Linked DNA regions of Homo sapiens: region 1 is linked to region 2. The links are chromatin contacts, found by POLR2A ChIA-PET in ENCODE. All regions are on one chromosome and are shown on one strand. Each heading gives the region's core, a stretch centred on a gene start or an enhancer-like site at or near the end of the contact. The rest is flanking DNA. Distances are from core to core; before and after follow the strand shown. Region 1 overlaps CYP4F22 (cytochrome P450 family 4 subfamily F member 22). Region 2 overlaps BRD4 (bromodomain containing 4).

Evidence for each region. ChIA-PET counts read pairs that join two places held with the same protein, here RNA polymerase II (POLR2A).
Region 1: POLR2A ChIA-PET joins it to region 2 with 14 read pairs in activated T-cell. The contact joins two enhancer-like sites. POLR2A ChIA-PET finds 5 or more read pairs at or near these places in 5 of 52 experiments (A673, CD4-positive, alpha-beta T cell, T-cell and 2 more).

Annotation. Positions count from the first base shown.
Region 1 is chr19:15,530,641-15,534,355 of GRCh38, forward strand. All of the region lies in intron 4 of CYP4F22 (cytochrome P450 family 4 subfamily F member 22), which reads left to right. Among named protein-coding and RNA genes, the nearest start is that of CYP4F22, 24 kb to the left of the region's middle. Within about 2 kb of position 2,276, at least 3 of the 41 ENCODE cell types and tissues checked have a DNase peak (open chromatin) inside an H3K27ac peak, as active enhancers do.
Region 2 is chr19:15,291,066-15,295,042 of GRCh38, forward strand. The region is part of intron 1 of BRD4 (bromodomain containing 4); the gene reads right to left. Among named protein-coding and RNA genes, the nearest start is that of BRD4, 39 kb to the right of the region's middle. RefSeq lists an enhancer at 2,273-2,332. Within about 2 kb of position 1,974, at least 14 of the 41 ENCODE cell types and tissues checked have a DNase peak (open chromatin) inside an H3K27ac peak, as active enhancers do.

The sequences.
Region 1 (3,715 bases), core at 1,026-3,525, 240 kb after region 2:
TACAATCATGGCGGAAGGGGAAGCAAACACGTCCTTCTTCACATGGCAGCAGGAAGGAGAAGTGCCAAGTAAAAGGGGGAAATTCGTTAAATCTCGTGAGAACTCATTCACTATCATGGGAACAGCAACATGGGGGTAACCGCCCCCATGATTCAATTACCCCCCACCGGATCCCTCGCATGACACATAGGGATTATCGGAATTATAATTCAAAATGAAATTTAGATGGGACACAGCCAAACCATATTACCTGGGCACCTCCAGAGGTATCGGGACATCTGAGAGAACTCACTCTCAAATGAACCAATGAGCTCCAGTAGGTCAGGCATGGTGGTTCACATCTGTAATCCCAACACTTTGGGAAGCTGAGGCAGGAGGGTTGCTTGAGGCCAGGAGTTTGAGACTAGCCTGGGCAACACAGCAAGACCCTGTCTCTCGAAAAAAATAAATAATTACCCAGTGGCAGTGATGTGCACCTGTAGTCTCGGCTACTTGGGTGGCTGAGATGGGAGGATCACTTGAGCTCAGGAGTTTAAGACCAGCCTGGGTAATCTAGCAAGACCCCATCTGTACAAAAGCATTTAAAAATATTAGCTGGGTGTTGTGGTGCATGCCTGCAGTCCCAGCTACTCAGGAGGCTGAGGTGAGAGGATTGCTTGAGCCCAGCAGATGGAGGCTGCAGTGAGCTATGATTGCACCACTGCTGTACTCCAGCCTGGGTGACAGAGCAAGGCTTAGTCTCTTAAAAAAAAAAAAAAAGTGGGAGATTCCAGGAATTTTAGGATCTCTGTCCCAGCTTTGCCTCTACAAACACGCATCTGGGGACCATCTCCAGGGCTGCCACCCAGGAGCTGTGAAAGAAGCTGCCATCTTCCCCTTCCACAGCTATTCCCTCTCAATGCCTTGTTGTCTCCCGTTATTACATTTGTGAAGGGATGACGATCCCTGTTGAACTAAGGGGAAAACCTAGACCTTGGGAGGGAGAATTGACTCTTCTGAGGGATGAATACCAACTTGTGGGAAGAGCCCTGGGCCAGGACTGAGGTGGGTTGGCTTCAAATTCTGGCCTTGGCACATGCTTGCTGTGAGACCCCAGCCATTTATCTAGCCTCTCTGGATCTCAGGTTTTGATCTGTAAAATGGGTGCAGTTGTGAAGCCTGAATAATATAATGTGGATAAGAGGCCACGTGCAGTGACTCATGCCTGCAGTCTCAGCACTTTGGGAGGCCACGGCAGGAGGATCACTTGAGCCCAGGAGTTCAAGACCAGCCTGGGCAACAGAGCAAGACTCTATCTTTACAAAAAATTTAAAAAATTAGCCAGGTGTGGTGGTGCGTGCCTATAGTCCCAGCTACTTAGGAGGCTGAGGTAGGAGGATTGCTTGAGTCCAAGAGGTTGAGGCTGCAGAGAGCTATGATTGTGCCATTGCATCCAGCATGGGCAACAGAGTGAGATTCTGTCTCTAAAAAAATTAAAAAAAAAATAATATGGATAGGCATTAGTAAGGGTTTCTCTTCTGCCTTTTTAATATATGTTTTTCTTTCTCTTTTCCTCCTTTCCTTTCTTCTTCCTCCCTCTTCTCCTCCTCCTTCTACTTCTCTCTCTACTCCTCTTTCCCCCTCCTCCCTTCTCTTCTTCTTTCTCTCCTCCTCCTTCTACTTCTTTCTTCTTCTCCTTCTCCTCCTTCTCCTTCTTCTCCTCCCCATCCCCCTCCTCCTCCTCCACCTTCTTCTTTTTCTTCCTCTTCTTTTTAGACAGAGTCTCACTCTGTCACCCAGGCTGGAGTGCAGTGGCATGATCTCAGCTCACTGCAACCTCTGCCTCCCGAGTTCAAGTGATTCTCCTGTCTCAGCCTCCCGAGTAGCTGAGACTACAAGTGTGCACCACCACACCTGGCTAATTTTTGTATTTTTTTTTTTCAGTAGAGACGGGGCTGCACCATATTGGCCAGGCTGGTCTTGAACTCCTGACCTTAAGTGATTCTCCTGCCTTGGCCTCTCAAAGTGCTGGGATTACAGGCGTGAGCTACAGCGCCTGGTCTCTCTTTTTTCTCCTTCCTCCTCCCTTCTCCTCCCCCTCAGAGCATCAGTTTCCTGAGCACCATCCTGCCTGGTTCTGAGACTCCAAACAGACCGAGGAGTAGTGCCCCAGCAGGGGCTGTCATGTAGTAGATGCTTAAGCCTCTTGCCCTCCCCTCATCCAGTGGAGGGAGGGGATATTCTGTGTACCCCATCAGAGAAGCCAGATAGGGAACTCCAGGATGGAAAAAAGGGTGGTGCTGTGAGTCAGCCTGGAGTGAGGCCTCTTGGCCCCAGGGTGCCCCCACCTGGAATTACACAGATCAGGCTCCAGTCACAGACACCACCCTGGATCAGGACCTCCTGGGGCCACACCTGGGAGTGGCTTGCTGTTCTGAGCTTGGAGCTGCACAGCCCTTGAGCCTGGAGGAGGGCCCAGCTCCTGTTGGAGCTTCAGTTTCCCCATCATCTTATGGGCCTTTGGACTAGGAAATTTTAATGAGAGAAAGTAGATAAACATGCTTTATAGAGAACATGATGATATATAGACATATAATTGTAGCTTGCTTTTATATCATCTTTTTAAAATGGAGGTGAAATTCATGTAACATATAATTAACCATTTACAAGTGAACAATCAGTGGTATTTAGTGTATTCACCATGTTGGGCAACCACCAGCATTTTCCAGTTTCAAAATTTTTAGTCACCTCATAAAAAAACTCTGTACCCATTGAGTAATCACTTCCCATTTCCCTCCTCCTCCCATCCGCTGGTAACCTCGAATCTGCTTTCTGTCTCTATGTATTTGCCTATTCTGGGTACATCATAGAAAGAGAACCACATAAAATGTGATCTTTTTGTGTCTGTTTTCTTTTACTCAGCATAATGTTTTTGAAGTTCATTCACGTTGTAGTAGGAATCAGTTTCATTCTTTTTTTTTTTTTTTTTTTTTTGAGACAGGGTCTTACCCTGTCACCCAGAGGCTGGAGTGCAGTGGTGTAGCCATAACTCATTACAGCCTTGAAATCCTGGGCTCGAGTGATTCTCCTCCTGCCTCAGCCTCCCGAGTAGCTGGAACTGCAGGCACGCACCACCATGCCCAGCTAATTTTTATTTTTATTTTTGTAGAGATGGGGTCTTGCTATGTTGTCCAGGTTGGTCATTAGGGCTGAATTCATTTCACTGTATGGATTTTTTTTTGTTTACCCATTCACCTTTTGGATGTTGTGAATCATGCTACTATGAACATATGTGTTCAAGTTTTGGGGTGGACATATGTTTTCATTTCTCTCTTGGGTAGATACCTAGGAGTAGAATTGCCAAGTCATATGGAATTCTGTACTTAACTTTTTAAGGAGCCACCTTGCTGTTTTCCACAGAGGGTGTGCATTAATTTTCTACTAACAGGAAACACAACTATTTATCTCACAAGTTCTTGATGCCAATAAATAATCATTTTAACCATAGTAATAAAAATAGCCAACAGTTGGTCAATTATTCATTTACCTACGCACGTATTTAATGAGCATCTACCATGTGCCAGGAACACAAGAGCTTGTTGAGTCTTATAGGGATGCCATGAGGCAAGATTGTTCTATTTTCTCCTTTGGCAGTGGTAACATGTCCAGGCTTACATATCTAGTTAGTGGCAGGGCTGGGATTTGAACTCAGACCTGGCTGGCCCAGAACCCAAGC
Region 2 (3,977 bases), core at 724-3,223:
GACCATTGCTTATCACCCACCACCACCACCCCGATCCTGTTCCTAACATGTGTCTACTGGGCCTGCTCCTGACTTGTTATGCCCTGCTCCTGGAGTAGGCCTATAAGGAGATGGTGTTAAGGTGAAGAACAGACTGCAAATCAGCTCCTAGTTGAGGCTAGCCAAACAGCAGGTGCCTGGGGATGACTCAGTATCCCCATCATTTGAAATTTTCCTGGTTTAGGTGAAAATACTGGGAGTTCTGACTCATCCTACTACATCTCTTGGGAGACTGTGGGCTCAGGAGATTCAACACAAAGACATCTGCCCTTGTGGGTTCACAGGAACAGATAGACAATCAAGAATGAAAATAACAACTAAAATTAGGAGATGGTAAACCCTATGGAAAAAAGAAATGTAGGTGGCAGATGGGATGGCACTTTAAAAATTCCTACTCCTTATGACTTTCACAAGTGAGGCTCTGTGGTTCCTAATCTCTTCTCATTGCCTCCGTATTATGCACTGAACAGGATAACAGTCCACCCAGAGAATACACATTCTCCACTGGAACATCTCATTTATGTGCAAATTGCTCTAAAGCTGGTTCCCCTGATATATAACTATTTTGAACACAGGGGCTTGTGGCTTACTTAAAACCACAGCTTCCATTTGGTGATAGCATCTTTATACTATCATCTTTAAAGATAATGAAAAACGACTGAATATGCCTTTGAGAATTAATGTACATATGTAAAAGAGCAGCTCATTAAGCAATCCCATACGACTTCAGTGGTTTGCATGCTGTACTACTTTGCCTAGACATTGATTTTAAGAAGCTTATGTATATCTTCCTGAGTCAAACGAAGGTTCAGTCATCCTTGACTCTACCCTTCAGGCAGGTTATGATGTCAGCAATCCTTAGGTTTACATTCTTACAGCCAAAAGGATGGTAATTCCTTCCACTATACCAGTTATTTTGCTACGTAGTGACAAAATGATTCCCTAAATAAACTGTAAGCAGTGCTGAATGATAGCCACTCAGCTAATCAAAGCCACATTTTTCATTTTACAAATATGTTCCACCTTTAATTGGGAAAGCAAGCCAAAAGGAGACCCCCTAGTTATCACAACATCCCACCATACTTAATGATCCCACCCTGGTGTTCTCTGTATCCTGGAATTCTCAGAAGTTATACAACTCTCATAGGCCAAAAACAAAAGAGCTTCATTTCACAGCCATCTGGAGGTGCCTTCATGACACTCAATTACGGCTGCAGACTCAGATGACTTATCTACACCCCAAAGGGTCTGCCTCTGCTGCTGGAAATGCTAGACCCAGAAGCCCTTGGCACTAATTTGGACCACACAATGGACTACGGGGAAAACTACCTGCCTAATAGGGCATCGTGAGCAAATGAGAAAACAACTGTAGATGTTTCGTTGAAAAGCCTGGGCCGGGCGCAGTGGCTCACGCCTGTAATCCCAACACTCTGGGAGGCCGAGGCGGGCGGATCACGAGGTCAGGAGATCGAGACCATCTTGGCTAACATGGTGAAACCCCGTCTGTACTAAAAATACAAAAAATTAGCTGGGCGTGGTGGCGGGCACCTGTAGTCCCAGCTACTGAGGAGGCTGAGGCAGGAGAATGGTATAAACCTGGGAGGCGGAGCTTGCAGTGAGCTGAGATGGTGCCACTGCACTCCAGCCTAGGTGACAGATCAAGACTCCGTCTCAAAAAAAAAAAAAAAAAAAAAAAAAAAAAAAAAAAAAAGAAAGAAAGAAAGAAAAGAAAAGCCTGAAACATCCCCAAACCAAAAGTCTAGTTTTAGGTCTCACAATTTCGGATGTGAAAGGATTGCAGCAACAGAAGGAGGGTAACTCTGCTCACACTGCTGGTAGTTAATGTCCTACTCTCTTAACTCCTCTTGGAGTTAAGTGCCCCTGAAAGGGTGCTTCCTGCCAGACCACACCAAGTGCACACCTGGGTGTCTCCACAACAGCCGACTACTGTCGATGCTAAAAGTTCAAGGAGGCCAATGGCAGCACCACTCAAAACAGTGACATCCAGGCTGAAAGAAAAAAATAAATAAATAAGCTCATCTTTAACTCAGAAAAAGATTAGCTGAACCTCAGGTGCCAATATAAAAACCGAAGCTAAAAAACAAGCCTGAAACCATACAGTTTCGCTTGTTAAAGACACTAGAGTGGTTGTTTTAAGGGCTCCTGGCTACCTGAGCCCAAACCAGAAGTCCTAGGAGGGTGGCACTGGGTAGACCCAGCAGGGTGGCACCGGGTAAGGCCACTGGCAGGCTTATCTCAGTTCCCAGGACACCAGATCATAAGCAGACCATTAAAAGGAGAGTAGCAGTTAAAGGTACAAGACAGGAAGCAACAGCTGGCAACTCGATAGCAGGAAAGCAGACAGCTATGTCCTCTTGCCAAAAGAAAAATCAGCCAAAAATTTAACCGCCATGGCAGAGTGTAAGAGCTTTAGCCGACTCGTGCAGGCACCACTCGTTAGTCTCTAGTGGATATGACTGATAGTAAGGTGTCCCCAAGCTAGCGACCCGGAAGGGGTAAAGCACACCTATATTTTAAATGTTTATTGTAAAATACACAGAACCTAAAATCCGCCATTTTAACCATTTTTAGGTGTACAATTCAGTGGCTTTAAGTACATTTACACTGTTGTGCTACCATCATCATTATCCTCCTCTGGAACTTTTGCATCATTCCAAAAAGAAACTCTACCCACTCAACAGTAACTCCTTAATCCTCCTGCTCGTGGTAACCACTATTTTTTGTGTATGTATTTGACCATTTTTGGTATCTCATGTAAGTTGAATCACAATATTTGCCCTTTTGTGTCTGACTTCTTTCTCTTAGCATAATGTCTTAAGATTCATCCAAGTTGTAGCATGTGATATTGTGAAATACATATTTGGTCTTCACCGTTTCCTGGCATACGATTCCCTGGAATCCCCAAAACGCTAAGTGTCTTTTTGTAGGCTAATGAGTAGACTGAGGGCTGGGGGCTCCTGGATAGCACAATCAGGAACAATTAAGAAATGGAGCACCATGCTAGGACATACCATGAGTCTGAGTTTTCGCAAATGTAATGATTTTCTCATACTCTGAAACTAAACATTTCTGTGTTGAGCAAAACATAAACGCCAAGGCGAAATGTTCTTGTTCCCTTGCATTTCTGCAGCTGTAACTGATAAAGGTCTGGACGTGCAGTTCACAGCAGAGGAGAGAGACTGTGGCTGCTCTGGACACATCTGGACGACAGGCACCCAGCCCTCAAGATGCTGTCTGCCAGCTAGGTGGAAACACCTCATGTGAATGGGCCCATTTGCTTCCTCTCCACTCCAAAAGGGGATGAGAAGAGGAATGTTGGTATGTGATTTTTGCAGCAAGCACTGAACTCAAGCGAAGCTTGGTTATCTTGCCACCTGGAAGGTTAGGTGTGGGAGGATGACACTAAAAGAACTGGCCCAGAAATCCAGGGCTAATTTTGTTCCCCTTTCCCACTGTTTTTGCAGAAATCTCAATATACCACAGGCAGCCAACAGCTCAGGAGAGGATCGTGCTCCAAATGTTCATCGAGCCAATCATTGGGACTTCTCTGCCAGGTTCCCAGGGAAGAATGTTGTAAATGATGGCTGGGTGCCATGGCTAATCCAAAATGAACAGAATCGCTATCTCCTCAGAGCCTGGGTCCCTAGGGCCTGGCCAACATCCAAGGTGCCTGGGACACAGACAGCCAGTGAGGGGCATCTGGAGCCCTGTGCAGTGAAGTAGCAGGCAGTCAAGGATATTGAAAGGTGTGCAGGCTGTCCCAGACCCCACGCCCAGAAGGCCATTCAGAGACCAAAGAACATGACTAACTCCAAAATGAAGATAAAAACTACAGTTCAGCTATGAATGTTTTCCGTCTAAACACTCAACACCATACTACTACTTTGTGCTGTTTACAATTTCCTAGCCTGCTATTA